Regions from separate parts of the Homo sapiens genome. Here regions 1 and 3 are each linked to region 2. The links are chromatin loops, found by intact Hi-C in ENCODE. Cell type or tissue: PC-3. All regions are shown on one strand.

Region 1 (8,000 bases), 280 kb after region 2:
GGAGACAAAAGTCATTGATCTTATCATTAATTTTCTGCATGGAGAAGTATAATTTCACCATCTACTGAAAGCAATCATTTCCTGCAGTGATTCTTTAAAAACAGAAATAAGCATATCCTATCTAATAAAATTACCCTGAACTTAAAACTCACATAACAATTTTTAGTAGGAAACTGAAGTTCTCCCTCACCTACAGAAATAGCATTTCAAATGCAAGCTTTACATTTTTAGTAAAAGTCATATAAATGAACACAAACATATTATATAGAATCATTGTGCTAAAGATTATTGAAATAATCTCAGCAATAACCTTTGAATTCTTCTACTACTTTTTAAAATTCTTCCTACAGAATCACAATTACTTATTTATGTATGTGCTTTAAATATTATAAGTATCTTAATAACATAGTGTCTGGCATGTAACAAATAAAGACAGGTAGAAATATGCCAGCTATAAATGCCCAAAAAGGACTAGGTAAATTTATGATAGCTGTGAAATTTATTTGGGATGAAACAAATTAAGAATAACCATTTAGAATTATTTTCTATTTATTATCACTTTCCACAATCATCACAGTTTTATATTCCCCTTCAACGTCTATCACTGTTGCATTGCTTTTACAAATTCTGACGCCCCTTGGCACATTGATGCGTTTCTCCATTACTTTGATCATAGTAAATTTATTTGCCTGCCACTCCATGGAGCCAAACAGTGTCTCACAAAGGCCAAATGCCCCATGTTCATGCTCTGATATTATCAATACGGTATTACAAATGAAACTAGAAGAACAGGTTTGAAGGATTCTGTAACACATTAGAAGAATGAACCATCACTAGAAGCTCAGCAGACTTGTTAACAGAGAGCAAAATGTAGCAAGTAGCAAGAGGTAGAGAGATTCAATATGCATAGAAAATTCTGCTTCTGGGTCCACAAGTCTGCAGGAGAAATGCCAGAAAATACAAAGGCACAGATGGAGATTGTCATAACAGAACTGGGTGTGACAGGAATTTTTGAGTGAGGAAGTTATTGGAGCATTTTCTCAGATTGTTGTCTGTGCACATTATGTAGAACCTGTGATGACAATGTGCGGTGATCATCCCTACACTAGGATGTATTAACCATACAGTAGGCCACGTAGCATGGAGGTCATGCTCACTGGCCCTGAAGCCAAATTGTTCACAAATCCCAGTTTGCCACATTTTGGCCAAGTGAATTTGGCAAAGCTATTTAATCTCTCTCTGCTTCAATTTCCTCTGAAAGTGTTGATAATAGCAAAATGCAGATAATAAAATAAAATAATGACATATTTTGAAGTTTAAATTATATGATCTAGAGAAAGCAGTTAACACAACAAAAGCTACTGTTGTTATTATTAGACAATAAATCACATTTTAATTATGGAATCCAAAGATTGATGTGAAGTGTGTGTTTGTGTGTGCGTGTATGCATGCACGTGTGTGGCAGTCTCTTTAAAATCTTGAACAGGACATAATTTTAGTTCGATTTTCTTTAACTACCACAGATATTTTTTAATGTTGAATTTTCCTCCTCTATCAAACTTCTATAAATGTAACAAATACAACTAAAATCAAAAATGCCCATTTTCTTTTTAATTCATTATCTCTTTTTCTCTAAAATTATCTAGCTGACAAATTTCTCCAACAAGCCACCTGAAGTGCCTCAGATTGGTTGCTTGGCCAAGATTTCCTGTAACTATTATTCTAACTGACACATCCATCATGGATCCAGAGTTCACCCATTTACTGACAAAATGGATACTTCCCTAGATCACCTTACTTGTCTGAATTAGGTTTTGAGGCCTGCGCCTTCCTCATTAAATAGATTTGCAAAAAGACTCCAATTCTGCTATCTTCAAGTAATTTCACTAAAAATGTAATTCTCTGTCTCTTCTTACATCTATACCTTAGTTTTAGACAGCAGCACCTCTCAGATTTCTTATTGCAAATCTGGATGTTTGCTGAGATTAGAAGATTTTCATTATTATTGTATCAATAAGTTCTTATCCTGGTAATATGTAAGAATGACTTTTGCCTACAATGATGGCAAAATAAATTCCTTACATTATTTCTTATGTCACTGCATTTATACTTTGTTTCTTTGATTTCCACAACATAAGAAAATTGTGAATATAGTCACCACGCTGTGTAATAGATACCAGAACTTATTCCTCCTACCTAGCTGAAACTTTGTGCCCTTTGACCAACATCTGCCCTTTCCCTGCCCACTTCCCAACCACTAGCCTCCAGTAACCACCATTCTATTCTCTACTTCTAAAAATTCAACTTTTTTGGATTTTGCAAATAAGTGAAATCATATGGTATTTGTCTCACTGTGCCTGACTTACTTCACTTAGCATAATGTTCTCTAGGTTCATCCGTGTTGTTGCAAATGATAGAATTTCTTGGTTTTTAAAGAATGAATAGCTAAAAGAAAGAATTTCAAATGTTCTTACCACAAAGCAATGGTAAATATTTGAGGTGATGGATATGCTAATTGGCCTGATTTGATCATTCCACAATGTGTACATGTATCAAAACACTACATTGTACCCCATAAATATATACAATTATATTTGTCAATTTAAAAATAAGATAAAATTTTAAAAAACATTTGAACAATGTTTACATTTATAAATAATGGTAAAGGTATGCATTTGTTATAGATCTTTCATCCTTTTTATCTAAAAAATTAACTAACTTCACCCACCCATTCATTCATGTCATTCCAAAACTGTACTGAGGGCCTCTTAAATTCTGAGAACTTAAGTTACACACTATTTTAGTTTTCAGGAAATAAATCTTAACACAAATACTGAGAAATTTTTGAAAATTTTAAAAATTAAAAGCTTTTATGGAGTTATATAGTTATGAACTATTTATAGTTTGTTCACAGCATAAGTTGTTCAAAAATTTTTAATATGAAAATACACCTAATAGAATACTATAGTGATATTTTTAATTTGAATGTCACATACCTTCATTGTAGTATTCACAATCAAGTGCTAAAAGAAAAAAAGAATAAATATTAAACTATGTAAGAAGTCAATCACTTATCTGAATGTGGGCAAGATATGGCCACATATTTATCAATAACTATGTGAAAGAATATAAAATGGTATTATTTAGGAACTTTTTCTGAGCAAAGAAGATTCTTTAAGCGATATGCTGTAATTAATTAAATTTCATATAATTGTTTTAAAGTAGGAAAATATATTGCCAATTTAGAAACCTCAGCTGAAAGTGTTCAAATTGTAAGTTTGTTCAGATATCTTACCACCTACACAAGTAAATTAAAAGCTTAAAGAGTCAAATCTGAAAGCAAATTCAAGGTGATTTTTTTAAAATATATTTATCATCAGAACGATGAAACTTCATAGGCATAAAAGAAATAAAGTCATAAACAATTTCTCTAAGGATGGTATTTAAATAATTTATATTTCAAATGGTACAATGACAGCAATAAAACACAGAACAAAATATTATCTCACAATTTATTTTTATAAGTCCTTTCGGTATTCTATAATTTATGATTGTCAAAGGAATATAAAATTTAGTCATTTTAATTTAATTCTATTCCCATGAGTCTCCTGGCATTATTTCTAAGCTAAATCAACAATTAATATGTATCTCTTTATCAGTTCTCTACATAATGATGTTCTAAGTAGGGTACTTACAACAAACAGTAGATGATCTCCAATGAATTGATATTCCTTCCTGACAACACTTGTATGCATATGCAGCTATACTAGTGCACAAACACTCACAGTCGCCACCAAGATTGCAGTTACATGTATCTTCATGACAATTTTTGGCAAAAGAAGTAACGTCAATCTGAAAAATGAGGTGAAAGATTACTTAATTTCAATAGATACTGATTATGATTTAAAGTCAACCGTCTAAAAAACTATGTGTTTTCAAAGTTTGATATTATCAGCTTAACACTGCCACCTAGAGAGTTCTCTTTATTTAAAGCCTCTTTATTGCCCAAAGGAGAAAGAAATGTATTAGGAAAATGTCACATCAAAGAACTAGCAAAAGAAATAATAAGATTAATAAATATATATGACTTCAACATCTGCAATATAACAGATTAATTTTTGGAAGCTTCTGTCATTATTGATGTAATCACATGACATTAAAATAAGGGCACCTTCTGCTTCCAATTGTAATTTTATATAATTTCGTATCTTTCTTCCTTCTTTCCTTTCTTTTTTGCCCCTGCTCATGCAACATCCTAATGGCTATTAATGGTAATAGCAATCTTTAAAAACAACTTATTCTATTTACTTAATTTATTTATTTGCATTACATTTAAGTAGCTGACAAAATTTAATATATTGACAGTGCATTAAAAAAGGAGCAAGGGACTCAAGAGGCTGAGGCAGGAGAATCACTTGAACCCGGGAGGCGGAGGTTGCAGTGAGCTGAGATCGCACCACTGCACTCCAGCCTGAGCGACAGAGACTCTGTCTCAAATAAAAAAAAAGAAGAAGAAGAAGAAAAGAAGCAGGATTTGCTGTCACTGAGCTGTATTTTATTTTTTAGGTCAGTTCATGGGTTAATTTTTCTTTTCAAGTGGAAAAGAACCAGCAGGCTCTGTGGTTCAGGACTCCAGACTTGACACAATATTCCTTGTCAAGCAGGTGTGGTCCTTGGAAACTCTGAAAAGTCTCAAAAGCAACCCTTTTTATAAACAAGACTTTAGTCTACCTATGTGGCTCTAATATGGCAGTCCTCAAACTTTTCTGTCTCAGAATCCCTTTACACTCTTAAAAAATCACTGAGATCCCCAAAGAGGTTTTGTTTATGGGATTATATCTACCAATATTTACTCTATTAGACATTAAAAATGAGACATTTAAAAATAACAATAAACCCTATATGTTTACATGAATAACATGATTTTATTGAAAAATATTTATATATGCTAAGAAATAGTGAAAAGAGTGCACTGTTTTACATTTTTGCAAATCTCTTTAATGTGTGGCTTAATAGCACACTGGGGGATTCTCATATCTGCTTCTTCATCCGGTCTATCGTAATGTTTTTGTCTTGTTTGGGTTTGGATTGACATAGATGAAGAAAATTCGGTTCCATGCATATATTTAGTTGGAAAGGAAGGAGTACTTTAATATCTTTTTCAGGTAATTGTGATATTCTTTGACACTATATCAAAACTCAAAAAATATCATTTTTTAAAAAGTTCTTTGCAATGTGAAATCTAAAAACACATCAATTAACTTTATATTTTGCTATATTAAAATTGTTTTTTATTTCGCCCTTTGAATGAATTTTTTACTTCTGCATGATTTTGTAACATCATGCATTGGTCATGTGGAAAATTTATGGACCCGTGCAGATCTTCGAAATGTTGACACACTTGATTATATACAATAGCTACAAGTCACATTTGTTAATATCACCATCTAGATCAACAAAAAACTCATTAAGTATCAAAAACCTTATAAGCTCGCAGGGGTGGATCTAACTTTTACAAAACTCTAATTTTCCCTTGAAAGTAAATTTTATCAAAGACAACAGACACCATCAGGTGTTTCCTTAAAGACACGGACTCATTTCACACATTTTAATAAAATATCTGCCGGGCGCAGTGGTTCACGCCTGTAATCCCAGCCTTTTGGGAGGCAGAGGTGGGCAGATCATCTGAGGTCAGGAGTTCCAGACCAGCCTGGCCAACATGGCGAGACCCGGTCTCTACTAAAAATAGAAAAATTTGCCGTCTACAATCCCAGCTACTCGGGAGGCTGAGGCAGGAGAATCGCTTGAATCCAGGAGGCAGAGGTTGTAGTGAGCCAACATCATGCCACTGCACTCCAGCCTGGATGACAGAGCAAGACTCCATCTCATAAAAAGAAAGAAAGAAAGAAAATATCTGCCAAATATCCCTGTCTGAATGTCTGAATAACCATATATCATTTGTTCTTTGAAACAGAATGGTATTCCAAGAGAAAAACAACATCTTAGCTCACAAGTCAAACAATCATACAAGTGAGTTCCCTCAAGACCACTGGCATAGCTTTGTATGCAGCAGAAATATTACTTAATTCTTACCAATACATTGAAATATTGCTTAAACTTCTATTGGGACCTAAAATAATCATGCTAGGAAGGAATTTTGAAAACGAAATTTCTAAATAAGTACATTCCATCTTGGGATGTGCTTCTAAAAACATTTCAAATGTGCTACAAGCAATACTTTTAAACTGCACTTTGAGTTGAGAAGAATACCCATTTGACAATGTTCTCTAAAGAAAAGTAAACATTTATGCTCTTAATCATAAAATGATGTATGTAAATAATGTTCCATAAACTAGAACAAATTATTACAAATACGTACAAAGGTACACTGTTAAATTAGATGTAGTAAGGGAGAAAGTAAATCAACTAAATGTGCCACTTCTACAGAAAAACAAACTAACACATATGCCCCCCTAACAATAGTTAGGTGGTATATCTAAAAAGCCAGTGGATCACCCAGTTACGTGTCGTGTTCACCTCAGTATTATAGACACAGTAGAACATATTGAAACTCGAGAGTTCATTAAAGTATTCATTTACCACATTGCGACAAGAAGCAAAAATATCACTGTACAAAATGGAGCATTCTTTCTTGGCATAAGGAAATTTGTTTTGATGTGCCTCACAGGGTTTAATTGTTTCATCTGGACTTTCACACTGTTGAAAAAATTTAAGAGAGAAAAGAAGTTTTCAAAGGGACAATTTCTCAAACAGAGTAACCTACCCAACTTCACTCATTACAATTGCGCCTAATATATTCTCATCCTTTTAGATAGGATTTGCGTAAAGCACCTGCTCACATCCTATTCAATGTTAATTGCATATATTATTTTTGAAAGCAACTAAACAGAATATTAAAATCATAGCAATATTAGAGATAGAGTGGTGATGAATGATTTTTAAATTGTCTTAAACACAGCATTTGCATGACTTAAAAAATTACATGAGCATGACCTGTTTCTTTCATCTTCATCTTCTTCATTTCTGTCACAAATCATCTGAGAGGTTATATGCACCCAAGTCTCTGCAGACTCAATTCCCACACATGCAGCAATTTGGCCTCTTCCTCCCCTAATACCCTTCCCTGAAACTGCCCTGAAAAATGTCATCCATGACCTCTTCATTGTTAAATATAAAGGCAATTTTTCAGTCTTCCATTTTGCTTGACTTTTGCTGCCTCTGATTCTATTTAATACTTTACCCTTCTTAAATGTCTCTCCTCATTTGGTTTTGGTGACACAATTTTCTGCTGGGTTTCCTCTTGCTACATTGGCTGCTGTTCCCTAATCTCGTTCTCCCTCCTCTCTTTGCAAAGCTTAATCCTCAAACCTCTATTTTTCTCATTCGGTACACGCGTCCTGGCTTCAACGCCCTGAATATACTAGTCACTGCCATATCCCTATGTCCATCCCACATCTCCTTCCTGAATTTCAGAACTAACATTTCCACCTAAATATATCTGTCATTTCTCTCTCAGCAGATCCTAATCATCCCTACCTCTACACCATTGTCCTTCCCCGACTATCCACATTCATTTCCTCCTCTTTGCCCTGCCTCAGGAAGGAACACCAGTATCCACCCAGGAAGCCAGGAAAGTAGGAGACCTTCTTGGAACCTCCAAATTCATCCTTCCTAATACAGTCTTAAATCTCTACTGACTTAATATTTCTAGCTGGATTATAAGAGCCTCTTGGCCCTTGTATCTTGCAGATCTATACTTTGCACTTCAGCTATTCTGTATTTCAGACCTTACACCACAACCAAAATTAACTTTTTGAAATTCACTTTGTGCACCACACTCTCTCCAGCCTCTTGACATCTTCTAGGTGGCTGCTCCCTCCTTTCCCTGTTAAATTCTTTCCCATAAATTTCACTTTCTTAGCTCCTATAAATCTTATAAGATTCACCTGCAGGGTACCTTCTCCAGGAACCTTTCTTGG
Region 2 (8,000 bases):
TATAACTATACAGGAATCTAGAAAATACATTTCAGGAACTTTCAGTGAACAAATACCTTTGGAGTGACAAAGATACTCTTCCTATTTGTACTTCTGAAAACTGTACAATAATCTGAACATTGACACCCCGTACTCAAAGATCCAGTTTTACATTGCCAAGAAAACATCCAGGGGAGAGGGTAAAGAAAGAATGCTCCAGGATTCGATTTGATGAGCTAAGAGATGCTAATGATGAAGACAGAATTGGGTACACAGTTTCTGCAACAACTAAGGTATCAAGGAATCATACACATACCCTGCATAAACAGACATTTTCATTCTTTTTACTGCTAGCTTTATGGTCCTAGGAAAACTGCCTCAAATTGTAGCCTAATTCATTTAGGTAATTATACATAACAGATGAGAGCTATAAGAGGTCTCCTGCCATCAGCATAATTAATTGCCTTGAAAAATATAAATATAAGATGCTTTGTGGGTTTCAATGGCCTCTCTTCTGCCTCTGACTCTATAAAAGGGGATGGGATATGACCTCTGTATAAATGTATTAAGGCTCCCTTATTATTAATGTTATTTGAAAAATTTGACTTCCAGCTCTGTAAGAACCAGTGTGGACAGAAACAATTTTCTGATCGGCCACACATTTCAAGTGGTATAAAACAGGAAAATATTTTAGAGTCCCCTTGTCTTTATTATAACCAAATGTTTAGTTGGCCTTGAGAATAAATTTATGCATTCATTGAATGAATAAATATTTATTAAGTGCTTACTATGTGCTAGGCACTAAGAGGACAAAAAGCTCATACAGGTGATCAAGGTAGCTTTGGATCCATCCATAAAGCTTCTACTGTTTAACCCTTTTCATTTAGCAACAGTTTACTGAACACCTATGGCATGCCAGGCACTTTGGAAGTGCTGGAAATATAGAAGAGAACCAAAGAGACAAAGACCATGGAACTTCCATTTTAATGGAGAGAGACAAATAATATATATTAGAAAAATATAAATAAATGAATATATAATACACAAGTAAATTATATACCATGTTAGGAAGTATTATGTACCATGGTGAAAAATGAGACAAGGTCATGGGCATGAAGATGCTTAGGGCGTTACTATTTTAAATATAGTGGTCAGCTCATGCCTCACTAAGCAGATAACATTTAAACAAATATTTGAAGGAGGTAAGGGAATACTGTTTGGCTGTTTGGAGAAAGAGTGTCCAGGAGGAGAATGGCCAGCGTGAAGACCCTGAGGCAGGATTTCGCCTGGTATGTCCTAAGAATAACAAGGACCACAGTGAAGCTGAAGCCCAGTTGAGTTGGAATGAGAGAATCCGAGAGGAAATGGGGGCCAGAAAATGTAAGGCCGTTAAGACCAGCGTTAATGTCTTCTTTTGTTAGGATGGCTATTGTGAACAAAAAGACAAACGCCATGAAGTAGAAGGGGCTGTGATAGACTGTGATCCTTGGTATCTAACTCATACCAGAAAGATGGGCTAAAATTAATTACGTCAAAAAGGAAAGATCATCTCCAACATCTATTTGATTCATGTACCTCTGTAACATATACTACTCGATGCTGTTGGGACTATACTTTTCAACCTAACTCATTCTAGCAAGCAAGTAGAGTGGCACATTATCGTTGCCCAGACATCATGAAAAATGTATTGAGAATTTTCTGCGGCTAAGAAAGTTGTGAGATTTTTCTGCGGTAGCTTGTATCTGGAAAAATTTCTGTATCTCTGCTCTATAATGGCTTCTTCGGGTCTCATTTGAGGACAAAGTGCAAAGTTTTCCCAAGGAAAACTCTGGCTTGTGAGTGTGTCTGTATGCCAGCTCAGAAAGAAATATAGCGCTTTGCTTTCAACTTCTCTTCTTTCACAATAAAATGTCAACCCTGCAATCATTCCTTTAATACTAGCAATCAAATCTCTCATCAGGGAGTGTGTGACCCCAAGCAGAGGTAAGAGAAAAATGACATTCAAAGATCATTCATGACAACACATATAATCACCTATACTACTAAATATTTTAATTTCCTTGCACTGATCAATCATTATAAAAAAGCAAGGTATTTAGCCCCTTGCTGAGCTATGCTTTAATGCCATTTCTTGAACTTTTCCAAAAATCGTTTTCCCTTCTTTCTTCATTTTTTAAAAGAAACAATCACTGTAAACAATGTTTGCATTTTCAGTAAAGTTCTTGATAAAATTGCCTGTCTTGTTACACAAGTTTTCTGTGTTGAATCCTTTGCCAAAAATTTCCTTCAGAATGTATTTTGTCAACTTGTATTCTTGAAGGATTAGAGCTCCTAAATCCAAACTGAAAAATAAAAGTAAACTTATATAACTGAATATATATTAATATATAATATATAACAATATGTGTTTCACCTGTCTGGAGCAATGAAAGGTAACTGTTTGATTAATTCATAGGTAATTTAAGAGAAATATTTAGAACACCAAAATGCCCATCTATTATAAAACAGCACTTAATTATTTTAGTATTGTAGAGTATTATAATATACTTAAATACATATAAAATTATTTTAGGTATCTTTCTTATGAAATTTAACAAAATCCCAAAACATATAATAAAATATATCCAGCATTTTCCCTTTTATCACAGCATATAGTAAACTATTACTAGTGTCACATAAGGGTGGCTACAGAATTACATTTATGAATGTCAGCTACAAAAATAAATGGAGCTGATGGTGGCAAAAGTATGAGGAGTTGAAAATATGCCAGTTTAAAAGCTTAGTAACTTATAAGCATCTTTGGGAGCTTTGTTTGTCTCCCCATAAACTGTCACATTCTGATTTAGGATTGTTTGTGAAATGAATCTAGTCAGTAATGGGCCAAGATATCACTATACCCTTTCTCTTATAAATCACAGCAATTTACTCAGTAGGAATGATCTATCCTTATTCTCTCATTCCCCATAATCCAATCACTTCCTCTCATAAGCACTTTCCCCCTGGTTTTCACCATAATGCATTTTCTGTAACTAACAACCATCATTTCCTGATTATCATGCTTCTATCCTTGCACAGGAATGTGGGTCTTATGTGGGTCAGGGTCATCTTTCCCATCCATCTGTGTCTTGATGCTGAGTGTGTTAGCTCAAAGGTGAGTCTGGATAGACCATCATTTTGCCTAGTCCATATAAAAATTTGAATGCCCCCATCCATGCCACTTTGTTTAAGAATCAACAAGTTTTGTTGTGCCTGATACTATACTTTTAAAATAAGCACATTCAAAGACTTATTTGTAACTTTGCCATCTGCAGATCCCTGTAAGTCTAACTTAATAGTGGAAAATATTCTAGAAAATACTCTATGGTTTTTAGTGTACCTCGTTATGATCACTTTCCTAAAAGAATAAACATAAATGAATATATGGTTTAACATCAACTTACAAAACAGAAAACTTCAGCTCTATATACCTTCAATTTAAATTGTCTGCACAATTATTTGAATTTAAGTTCAGTATAAAGTTTATTAAAAGGGCCTACCACTCAGGGTGTTTTAGTTTCAGAATTTGGTGCACTAGGCCACCAGATTTCTAGTGACTGTCATCACTAAGTGAAGGGCTCTGTCCTTTCTCAGCTATACAAATATTAACAACTTCAAGGACTACAAGTCGACTTTGACTCAGCACACCTGGACAAATTAGCACTGACTGTTAGATGTCTCTCAGGACTAGAAGAAATCCAACTCGCTGGTGGATTCCTGTGTCTTAAGCAATTCAGGGCATCAAGGGCCCTGAAGAAGCTCTGCAATTGGATTCATCTTATTTCCACACAGCAAGAGTATCTCAGGACATATTCCTGTCCACTGGTTAAAACACTTTGATAACTGGCTATCCTTTTGTAGTTTGGATGTTTTCCTAGAGCCCAGTGATTTCGCTGACCAAAACGCATCACCACTGTCAGTGTAGGAAATATTTCCTATCATTTTATGAGATGTTAAGTGTGTTTTCTAATTAGATTTCCTAACCGCAAGGTGGTGCTGCAGAGGGTATAGCACAATAGTGTTACAAATACAGTAAGCCTAAGAATTTGTCAGATTAGATTCATGAATACTAAGAATGATTCATGGATGTTCATAGTATTAGACCTCACTGTATGATCATCTTATTTGATGCTTAAATGAGTTATTTCCTGACTAATTTCAGACTGGCTTAAGCTAGAAAAAAAATACAAAATAGAAAGAAAACCTCTCAGTTTCAATACTGGACATGCCAGGTAAGAATGAAAATATTCTAATTACTACTATTACTTTGGAATCAGAGAATACATATTTTCTGAGAATAGCATCATGTTTATAAAACAACTTTCTACAACAGTGGTCCTCAAAATGTGTCTCCAGGCCAGCAGCATCAACATCACTGGGGAAGCCATAGAAAAGCAGTTTCTGAGGCACTACCCCAGACTTACTGAATCAAAAACCGTGAGTGTGGGGCTTAGTAATTAACAGTCCTCCAGGTGGTTGTAATGACTGTAGTTCAAGTTTAAGAATCACTGCTCTATAACGTCGACATGCCATTTGAAAAAATAGTGACACTGCTCTTCAGATTAGATGACCAATGATTACAACTCTTAGAAATGAGTGGATTGGAAAAGGGGATTGAATTACTCCTTCTGTGAAGACTAGGGAAGTAGATGTAAAGGAAGTTTGGGAGCTGGTAATCAACATGGAAACATGTATCAAGCCATCAAATATTCCACAGACTGGTCTCCTATCTTTCATTCTATTTTAATTCTGGATAAACTATGAAGAGGGTTCTCCCTACTCACTTCCTCCAATTCCCAAAGTTTTTAGAACAACAGGTCAGCGTGTTCCATTAGAGCATAAAATATCACCATTTTCATGCTACCATGAAGCTCTGCATTGGAACAAACTGGAATAATTCAGGTAAGGCCATCGTCATACTGGAGTCTTAGGGCCAGGATAAATCTTGCTATTTTCTTCTCCTGTTCATTTGTATGCAGGCATAATTGGGGTAAAAAATATCTAGGATATCATTAAAGAAAAATGAAAATCAAGGGTATCAGAAACCTCAAAAGTATAATTTTGAGGTGCATGTCAAAATTCTCACTCAATTTGTTTTGGGAGATGATTGGACAGTTGGATAGCTTCTCTATGTCATATCAGTTAGTACCTCTCCATCTCTTGGTACTTTTCTACCACCCTGAGGCTTTGCTCAAGTCCTAGTCAAGATCTAAGAGTGTAGACTCTGTGCTAGAAATAAAGACTTATGAATGAATCAATGTTTTAAGTACTTAGAATAGTACCAGCACATAGCAAACACACAGTAAGGTAAGTCATTGCTAATATTCTTAACTGTGCAGCCTATGGATCTCAATTGATTTACTAGGCATGAACAAAAAGTGACCAAGACACCATACATAGTAATCCCAGGATTTTTCTATAGTTTGGAATTTTCATAGTTAAATCAGAATTCTTTCTTGGTAAATGCAGAAGAAATAGGAGCTGAAATTTTGCTGACCTAGGGCCTAATGCTGAGCTAGAACTTAGAACTGAGGTTAAAGACAAAAATTCACAATGTATTACACCTACTTTACACTTCTTGTTGAATGGACAGAAAGAAGATTCTCAGAAGAGTAAAAGTTAATTCAATTCAATGTGAAATTTAGTCTGAGATCTCAGAGAAAATAGGAGAATTCATTTGAAGTTTAAAAAGATAAAATACAGCTAAGCTATTAATGGGGAGAAAATTTCCTCCCCTTTTTCCTTTATGAAAATCAGACTTTCTAAAATATTGATGATTTAAAAAAAAACAGTGATAATCTTTACACTTTTCTTTGTTTGATTTTTAGTGATTTTGCTACAACTTTCTACTTGCTTATGTAAATAGGATTTCAAAAACAAGTATTTTTATTTAAATTCTAGAATATTTGCATCATAATCTAGCATAAGGTCTTTTGACATTAAATATATAGTTGAATACTTTATTAGATACTTTAATGTTATATGCTTTCTATCATTTCCTTTAAATTATGATTTCACCCATATATCTCCTCTTTGTAATCACACTTAGCACTCTAAATTTAAACATTGTTCTTCCCCTTTGTTCTTTCATGGACCATCAATCTATTATAACTCTGTCTCACTATACATACTTATTACCAGCTAATTATCTCAGTTAATCATTTAGATATTTTTAATGCTTCTCCAATCTATTCTGAAATGGACATTTATTATTTTCCTTCACTGTTTGAAATATTTCTAAATGCAATAATTATTTCCTTTCTATATGCAATAATTCATATTTCTTACATGCAATACAAATATTTCCTATATGCAATAATTTATATTTCTTATGTTAATTAATGAAAAGGAAAATCACAAAATGATCAACAATATAAAATATACTGGTTTTCAAACACCGCATATTCTCTCTCATAGGTAGGAATTGAACAATGCGAACACATGGACACAGGAAGGGGAACATCACACTCTGGGGACTGTTGTGGGATGGGGGGAGGGGGGAGGGATAGCTTTAGGAGATATACCTAATGCTAAATGATGAGTTAATGGGTGCAGCACACCAGCATGGCACATGTATACATATGTAACTAACCTGCACATTGTGCACATGTACCCTAAAACTTAAAGTATAATAATAATAATAAATATATACTGGTTTTGTGAAATAAAAGAAGCTGAATATATCAAACATGAAAAGCTACTGGCCAAGAGAATTTTAATTTTGGCAATAACAATGCAAGCATTTGAAAGACAAGCATTAGACCAAAAAAATTAAAAAATATCAGCATGAACTATTTTAAAATATGGAGAATTTTGACACTGTAACACTTTAACATTAAAGTCAAATGCCTTTCTTCCATATTCATAACAAATCTTAGATTAAAAGTAGGCACAGGGGACAGAAAGGTACATAAGACATGCGCGGCTGGCTATTTATGCTTTTAAGGAACTCAAAGCCCCACTAAAGAAAGAGAGAGAAATAACTATGATGTAATATGCTCACTTGTTGAGAAACAAATTTTGGGAGGTGGGACTGGAAATAAGGATTTCTGAAAGGTTTCTCAAAAGAGATACTTAAAAACATAGCGAAAACAAAGCTGGTCACCAGAAGAGGAGGAAAGAAAGGACAATAAGAAAGAATAGCAAAGATTCTGGATCATAAAGGAGAAAGAACAGTGCATGTGTGAGAAATATAAACCAAATCATAAGTGACCTTGTAGAACTTACTAATGGGCATAGTTTTAACATGCAGGCATGTAGAAAATGATCAAAGATTTTCAGCAGAGGAAATTCATGGTCAGGCAGGTGTATTGAAATGCTGAGTTCAGGTGAATGGTAGAAAATGAGAGCAGAAAGACCATTTAGATCTCTTTTGTAATTATCTAAGAGATAAATGTAAAAGTCTGGATTTAGAGACACTTGAAAAGAAAAATAAACAAATACAAGAGATATTTAGAAGGTAAATACAATAGGACTCAGGTTTTGCCTCGTGGGGGATGAGAGTAGGTAAAAAGAACTAACAATGATTTCTAGATAACTAGTTTGAACAACTAGATGAATAGTGGTGCAGTAAACTGAGACACGGAACACACAGAAAGGAAAAGACTTGCAAGGGAAGGTGGCAATATGGAGTTTGAGATGTCTATGGGAACCTAAGTGGTTATACCAATAACTTCAATATTCGGGCCTAGAGGACAGAAATGTTGTCTTGAATTACCCATTAGGGAGTCCTGTGTAACTAATTTAGAAGATTTTCAACAGCATCTAACTAATTTTGCAGAAGTGCAACCATCATGTCTAGAATAAATGATATTTATTTTCTCTAGTGGCAGCAAGATGGAGCCCATCCTAATACTGCACTGCCACCAAATGAACTTCTAAATGTCTTGAATTATAGACTCCTATTTACTTATGGCTAAAATCACTTCTTACCATTATATAATTGCTTCTTTATAAAAAGGATAATTTCTACCTCTGTTACTATA
Region 3 (8,000 bases), 180 kb after region 2:
GATAAATAATCTGGTGATGCTAAATCTGATAGCAAGCCTACGAACTGGATAGAACACCCACGAGAAATAGTGGAGTGCTTGAAGGAATTAAAGATAATTACCCACAGGGAAAGAAAATATAGGAACCAGGGACACCATATGAATGTCTCTAAACATTTGCAGCCTGTCGTGTGAACCATAGATTGGGTTTGCTTTGTGATGTTCTAGAGAGTAGACTAGGTCCATGATGGGGAAAATTTTGGAAATGAATTACAGAAGCCCTGAATGACCAGAGACACTGTCCTGGGAATTATATATCATATGAGAGCATTGGCAAGATCTCTGTCCTAACTTCAAACCCCAGAATGCTATTCTTCTTAGGATTTGCATGTTAATATGTGTTTCTGCATCCATGTTGAATACCAGTTTGACAAACAATTGAATTACATAGAGCTAGGAACTCTATTTAGGCTGGAGATACGCAGCTGAACAAGATTTCACAAGAGCTCTAGAAACAGAGGCAAAACAAGTTTACATTTTAGATGGCAGATGGATGAAATATGCTAAGTACCCTGGAGGCAAAGAATTATGAGGCTTTTGATTTTGACCTGGAAGGAAATTTAGAAATAATATATTAAATGTCTCAAGTTTTTGAGAAAGAAAACAGACCCTGGGATAACATGGGGACATTCTCTAACCTCAGACTGCTAAAACATGAACTAAGGAGAAAAATCATTTTCCAACTTCACAGTTTACTCCTACTGCTATGCCAATAATTATTTAGTGGGTTGTTTTATAGGCATTAAATAATTCTTCTTGGTAATATCTCTTTCTTAGTTTTCTCTTTTATAACTACTTCTTATTATAATTATCTTTAGGTAGTTTTCTTAGAAATTTAAGCATGGAAGTTCCAGACATAAATTTAGTTTTAGTCTTTGGATGATAAAATAGGAAGATCTAGCACTGGTTGAGTGTGGACATTATCATTGCATAATTTTTTGGACCAATTTTTTTTTTCAGCTAGAATCACTGTAAGGTCCAATAATTTTCTCTTCTTCAGTGTCATCACCAAGCACCCAAATTACTCAAGTTAAAAGCCTAAGTTTCTCCCTTTCTTCATTCATCGCAAGCAGCCCATCTTGGACTTCCTACTTCCAGGGATTAAATTATCAATCTTGAATCTATTCATGACTTCACTTGGATCTGATATGGATTTAATCTGAATGTAGATCTCATGGCCATCTTGTGAAGGTTCCCACTGAAGAATTATATGGTCTTCTCCCACATCTTCAGGTTTTACATAAACTTTCTGAGGTGGATTAATACCTTAAGTAAACAAATAAATACATACACACATCTTAGCTTATTAGTTAGCATTATTCATGCTATTGAGTGAAAATAATTCAATATTAATGTTCAAAGTAAATTTTACAGTTTGTTATGTCAACATGTCTTGAAAAGCACTCAAGTTTTGAGAAAAGTGTATTCTTATTACTATGCAAAATTTATTAAAATGGTTAAATGTAAAAATTACAAGTCAAGGGGAAACAAATATAATCCTCAAGTGTTTGGCAAATTCTTCATACTTTCAAGAGTGCCATCAGAGTAATGTTCCCATTATTGAGATTATTCATGTTTTAATCAAATATATATGGGCACCTACCAAGTGCCAGGCACTCTTCTAGGCAGGTAGAGTACATCAGTAAAAACTAAAGATCCTTGTCCTTATGGAGTTCATATTCTAATAGGTGGAATAGATAATAGCAATACATAAAATAAGTACGTATGTTATATAGAACTTCAGAGGTGATAAGTGCTGCAGAAAAAGTAAAAAGTAACCAGGGTGAGGGAGATGAAGAGTGTGGTGGCTTTAAGGAGGAAGTTGTGGTATGAAGTAGGGATTTCAGGGCAGATGTTTTTCAAAAGATAGGGTTTTCAGCAAAAAGGTGAAGGAGATTGGAGAGTTAGACATATGGATTTCTGGAAGAAGAGTATTAAAGCTGAAGAAACAGCTAGTAAAATCCCTAAAGTGGGAGCTTATCTGGTGTGTTCAAGGGTGGAAGGAAAGCTAGAATGAATGAAGGAGAGAATAAGATGAGGTCAGAGGCAAATAGAAAGCCAGTTCATGCAAGTTCTCAAAGGCGTTTGCTCCAAGTCAAATGGGTAGCAACTACTGAGTTATATGCAGATGCATGATCATTCCTATTTTTAAAGACTCACTTGGGCCGTGACATTAATAACAGACCACATGGAGGGCCAGTGGTAGAAATAGGGAGCCAGCCCAATAATCCAGGTGAGGTGGAATGGTTGCCTGGATGAAAACAGCACTCAGGGAGGTGGGGAGATATAGTGTGACTCTGGATTTATTTTGAAGACAGAACAAACAAGATTTCTTGACAGGTTGGGAATGGGTTGTGAGAGAAACAGAAGAGTCAAGAACAACTTCAAGGCTTTTGACTAAACAACTGGATGAATAAAATTACCATGAACTGAGAAGGGCTGTGGATAAAGCAGATTTGGGTAGAAACACCTGGAGTTCAGTTTTGGGCATGTTAAATTTAAAACATCTCATAGATAACCAAATGAGCAATAATGCATACGCAGTTAGATGTTTGAATGTGGAGTTTGGGACAAAAGTCTAGGCTTTATATAAAGTTATATAGAGATATAACTTTATGAGTCATTGACATATAGATGTCTTTAAAGTTTCAGAGCTGGTATTTATTATAAAACAGTTGTAACTTTATACTACTTTTCTGATTTTTGAAAGGTGTGATATTTATTAGAAATATAGAGGAAATTAGCAGGTTATGCTCACTGTTCATGCATAATATCATTGGAGAATCTTCTTGATACTTTATAATAATAACTGAAGATGATACTTCAGCCTATTTCCTTGCACCGTTTCCTTGAATACCAAGCCTTCTGATTTTTTTCCTATCATACAGTTTTCTGGAAATTGTAAATGTTTTCCTTATAGTATTGTTTATCCTATAGTATGTTTTTCCTGATCTTTTAATAGTTCTCAGCTACAATAATCATTAGTTCATATCTCTAAGGATAATTATGCAATTTTAAACTTTTTAGTAGTTTTACTTTAAAAATCTTTAAAGAATTCTCTATGATTTTTATAGTTTGCCGAAACTATTATTTGAACTTTTATCCGTTTTAAAGTTGACTTCTTTATCAGTACAATTTAATATCACATTTTAACTTCTCAGGAAAATATTCTGGGTGGAACCCTTAGTCTGCATCCCATATCTTAATTTCACAAAACTGTAGCTGATGTTTAAGTTAATTATTTATGTAAAATTATCAGAAAATGCCAGAGTAATCCAATTAGAAACACTATCCAATAAGATTCCAGGGTGAAACAACTTCAGAAAATTATTCTTATATTCTTGCAAAACCTAAAAATCTATTTAAACATTTACTGCAGTGGAGGACTTAGATGTAATCTACCGAATGCCACATATAAGCAGAGATTGAGGAAACGCTGGGATTTGGTGGGTCTGTGATAGCGCTGAATTTGCTTACAAAATTGTCTGTGCATGTATTTGCATTTTCATAAGAGTTAATTTTTTTTAAATTCTCAAGAGGCTCCATGACCCCAAAAAGGTTCAGTGTTACTAAATAAAATATACTCCAGAGTATGTATCAAGGGTGTTCACATTCTGTGCCTAGCTTACATTTTCTAGACTCTCCCTACGTGCCCCTCTGTTCTCTAGCCATTCCTAATGTTCAAATGTTAGTGTCTTCAAAAAGGCTTCTCTAGCTTTCCTAGGTCAGCTTTGTTGAATGTCTTTTCTCTGTCCTTTGCCTAGGCACATGCTGCTTGCTCTACCTGCAGCATCTTTCTGCCTCCCTACTGTCACCTGCTGGCTAATTTCTACTCCTTCATGATTAAGCCCATCACTTACCCATGACCATCGGCACCCTGAGTTTGGGCTAACTGATCCTTCTCTATGTTCCCATAGTATCCACAGCATAACTACTCTAATGGCAATTATAATGCGGCACTATCACTGTTAACTTATTTGTCTCATTCTTACTGAGACTAGGTCTTCTTCATCTTTGTATCTCTAGTGCCTAGCTCAGTTCCTGATACTGAAAAATAATTCATTGAGTGAATAATGAATGAAAAAAAGAATAATTCCTCAAGCTTTAGAGAGTAAAGGAACACTGGATTACTAAATCCTGGACATGCACTGGTATATCAGCTTACAGTAAAAATACACAGCAAATGACTCCCCAAAAAATTAAAAGTGCTGATTCACATTGTACCTTTTATGAAATAAATAGGTATATTTCCTAGAAGATTTTAAGTCGACTTCAAAATTAATAAATCTGTGAGAAATCCTCCTAGTCCATCTGTCAATTAAAAATGAAAGCACCTTCCTAAAGTGTAAAGGACCCAACAAACCAAGCATTTGCCAATGGAAGGATACTTAGTCTGAGTTTGGAGAAGAGAAAACACCTGCTACTATCCAATTGGAAAAATATTTTTATTAGGATTTGCAATACTGAATACTTGTATGTTAAGCATTGGTTTTTAGTAAGCATTAAATTGTATCTATTATTGTTATTATTTTCAAAGAATCTTAAATATTCCCAATAAGTATAGGAAGGTTAATTAATCTATATCTGTGCACATGCAGGTTTTCCATTCCACCTACTTCAGCTCTAGGGTGTTTAAATTTTAGCTGTTGAAATTCCAAAGAACTTTGCACACTGCATGTCAAATACACAACACACACTACACTTATAAGAATATATTGCCAAAATGTGCTTAATTATGCATTGTTTTGTAAGATAATGTTTTATCTTTTTAAAAATACGTCCTTATATTTTATGGAATAAATAGAATTATTAATTAAAACAATCGATTACTTTAATGATTATGTTCTGGACAAGGATTCAAAAACTGCTATGTGGAGGTTAAGAGGAGGGTAGAAATGCATTTGCCAAAAATGCTAGTATGAGACTGCCCCCTAGAGGTCAATACATTACACAGTGTGAGAAAATAAAGAACCAAGTAAAACTGATTAAAATATGCAGACCTGTTCGTTGGGTCTAGTGTTACTAAAAAAAACTGGGTGAACTAATATTCATGTGATAATTTGTTTATCTTATGATAAATAAAGATAAATTTATTTTCCACCCAAGGCTATGACAAAAAAAGATGTCTTCTAGGGACTTTGGTAGAAAAAAATGCAGATTGGAATAATGTTTAAAGAGCTCATGTAAATCTAAATAAATTTAGTATTTTTGAATACATGCTTAGAATTGTGATTCAACATTCAAAAACATGTTCAACTTATTTGTACTTATGAAGAATCAACATAATTAAATATCAGCAAAATAATATTTTGAAATATGCAGTTAACTATTTCTTTTTATTATTTTAGATTTTGGGATAAGTGTACAGGTTACATTGATATATTGCATAACGGTGAAATTGCACAGAAACAGAAACTATCAGTTTAGAATTTTTTAGTAGAAGGCAATACGCAGCCATGCTTACCTGTAATGACTGAAAGTGGTTTCTCCAAGCAACTTAAAGTTCCTCTTTCTGCTACACTGAATAGATATACCAGATAATGATGAAAAGACTTGAGGTCTCCAACTATGGTTGCTGTGTTGCGTTTTTCAACAAGCACCTCTTCTGATGTATTGTTTTCAACATCCAAAATAGTGATAAGGTAATGATGAAAAAATACAGGATCTGGAGGATCCCAGTGTAAAAATACTTCTGTTATGGTAACATGTGTAACTCTGAAATTTTGGGCTGACAAAGGGCCTGGGAGATAAAGACAACCAAAAAATATGTTGCTTAGTAACATGATTTGGCAGAATACTCTCTCACTTCTCAATATTTCCAAATACTCTAGCTTGGAAAAGAAACAAAAACTGGGGGTGAGTCCTGGCTCTTCCACTTTATAGTTTCACTCCCTGAGAAAATTACCTACCCCCTCTGACTGCAAAATGGGAATTACATTAGTAGGTACCTCATAAAGCTTTTGTGAAGATTAAATGAGATGAAGAACGTAAAACACTTGGCACAGTGTTTGCCACACGCTATTGTTCAATAATTATTTTACTATTCTCACTACCAAAACAGTGTGCATGGCATTTAATGGTCATACATTATATATGTCTCTTACCTCTTCTGCCTTGTCAGACTAGAGGGCAGAGACTTTGTTATTCACTCTTCGTTCTTATTATCACTGCAACACAGGCACTCATCCTTTTACAGAACTGTTTCCCTACTCTAACCATTTCATCCAGTGCCAGTGATTGTCCTAATTAATGCTTCCAGATTAATTTTCTTATTATAGTACCTTGCACATGGCGTCGAAACTATATCCATCCCCCACTCCTCAATATACATGTGCTAACACATTCTTGATTCTTTCTCTAGGAGCAACAGCTCAGGAGTTACAATAAGACCATCTGGGTTCTTGTGTGGCTTGGTTGCTTAACAAAGCATGTTACTCTAGTCAGTTTACTTAACATTCCAGAAGTTCAGTTTTCTCATTTCTATATAGCTACTCCCAGGGTTGAGGCAAGGACCGAATGAGATAATGCATTGAAAGTGCTTTGTAAAATGTAAAACAAGTGCTAGAAACTATAGTCTTAATGGATTTCCATTGCTTCTAAGGTCAAGTCCAAGCATCTGAGACAGATACCCCTGCCACTCCCAAGTCTGGCACCATCTACCTCCCACACTGATTTTACCCTCATGCCCAAGGAAATTATCTTCTCTAGTCAATCTGCACAAGTCTTCTTACACAAATTCTTATGTCTGCACTGCTGCTCCCAACATGCTTTTTCTTCATTCAAATTTCAGTCTAAGCCTCTCCTTTCCATGAGTCTTCTCCTGTCATCTACTGTATGAATTCAAGTTAGCATTTATTAAATGCACCACTGGTTGGATATTTAGGTTATTCTTTTGCTGTATAGTTTTGTTTGCTTTTATTTTTATTCTTTACTAATTGTCTCCAGTGTGAGCCTATTAAAGGCAGGGATGCATAGCTGTCCCTTTCCTGCTCTCAGCACATATCGGAAATACAGCTCCACAAAAATTTATTGATCATCCCCTATGAGGTAGGCACTACTCTAGCTGGTACTGTAAGACAAATAAGACATAGTTCATGTCTTCATGAGGTTTGTAGTTTAACAGAAAAACCAACGCATAAACAGATTGATTACAAAATTATTACTCTTATTATTATTATTATTATTTGAGACAGAGTCTTGCTCTGTCATCCAGGCTGGAGTGCAGTGGCATGATCTCAGCCCACTGCAACTTCTACCTCCTGGGTTCAAGTGATTCTCCTGCCTCAGCCTACCAAGTAGCTGGGACTACAGTTGTGCACCACCATGCCTGGCTAATTTTTGTATTTTTAGTACAGACAGGGTTTCACGGTGTTAGCCAGGCTGGTCTCAAACTCCTGACCTCAGGCAATCCACCCGCCTAGGACTCCCGAAGTGCTGGGCTGACAGGCGTGAGCCACTGCACCCAGCCTAAAATGATTAAATACAGAGGTATCTCCAGAGTTATATGAGAAAATACCAGACCCTCATAAAATATCTGCCAATGACAGTATTAAAAATTTTTTAAATTATATTTTCAGGTGTCTTGTAACTTACGTGTTTCTACAGTGAATATTGGACTTAAAGTAGTTTTTGCCTCCCATTCATTTATTGCGAAGAGTAAAAATCTATAAATATGACCAGGAAACAGTTGGGTAATTGCTTTTTCTGTAGTATTTGGGGGCATGCTTTCAAAATATTGTTCTTCTGTATAATCTAAAGAATATTTAATGATAATCTTATATCCCAATTTCACCCACTTATTCAAATTATTCCAAAAATTCAAATTATTCCAAATAATACAACTTCAGTTGTTCCAACATCCTTTATGTAAAGCAAAAAGCTTTCCTGCAGAGAAGGTACTGAAAAAATAGAAAAGATAATTATTTTTAATTACAAATTATAATTCCATAATGAAATAAATA

Evidence for each region. Peaks named below come from ENCODE experiments on the same cell type or tissue, not always from the same donor. Only the 100,000 strongest peaks of a DNase experiment are listed, where the experiment ranks them.
Region 1: a loop joins it to region 2, with 7 times the contacts of the local background. A loop is called at or near these places in 3 of 110 quality-filtered maps.
Region 3: a loop joins it to region 2, with 11 times the contacts of the local background. A loop is called at or near these places in 15 of 110 quality-filtered maps.

What each region holds. Positions count from the first base shown.
Region 1 is chr12:80,309,328-80,317,327 of GRCh38, reverse strand. OTOGL (otogelin like) reads right to left here. Exons shown (of 59, transcript NM_001378609.3): 30 at 6,601-6,717; 31 at 3,696-3,852; 32 at 2,997-3,023. Among named protein-coding and RNA genes, the nearest start is that of PTPRQ, 130 kb to the left of the region's middle. In PC-3, a CTCF peak has its summit at 3,951; no DNase peak of the experiment used is centred here.
Region 2 is chr12:80,594,226-80,602,225 of GRCh38, reverse strand. The region is part of intron 26 of PTPRQ (protein tyrosine phosphatase receptor type Q); the gene reads right to left. The region is part of intron 1 of LOC105369867 (a long non-coding RNA gene); the gene reads left to right. Among named protein-coding and RNA genes, the nearest start is that of MYF6, 110 kb to the left of the region's middle. RefSeq lists a silencer at 3,942-4,236. In PC-3, a CTCF peak has its summit at 3,999 (motif pointing right); a DNase peak (open chromatin) is centred at 4,025; H3K27ac peaks cover 513 bases.
Region 3 is chr12:80,409,518-80,417,517 of GRCh38, reverse strand. No RefSeq gene overlaps it. Among named protein-coding and RNA genes, the nearest start is that of PTPRQ, 31 kb to the left of the region's middle. In PC-3, a CTCF peak has its summit at 4,973 (motif pointing left); a DNase peak (open chromatin) is centred at 4,967; H3K27me3 peaks cover 709 bases.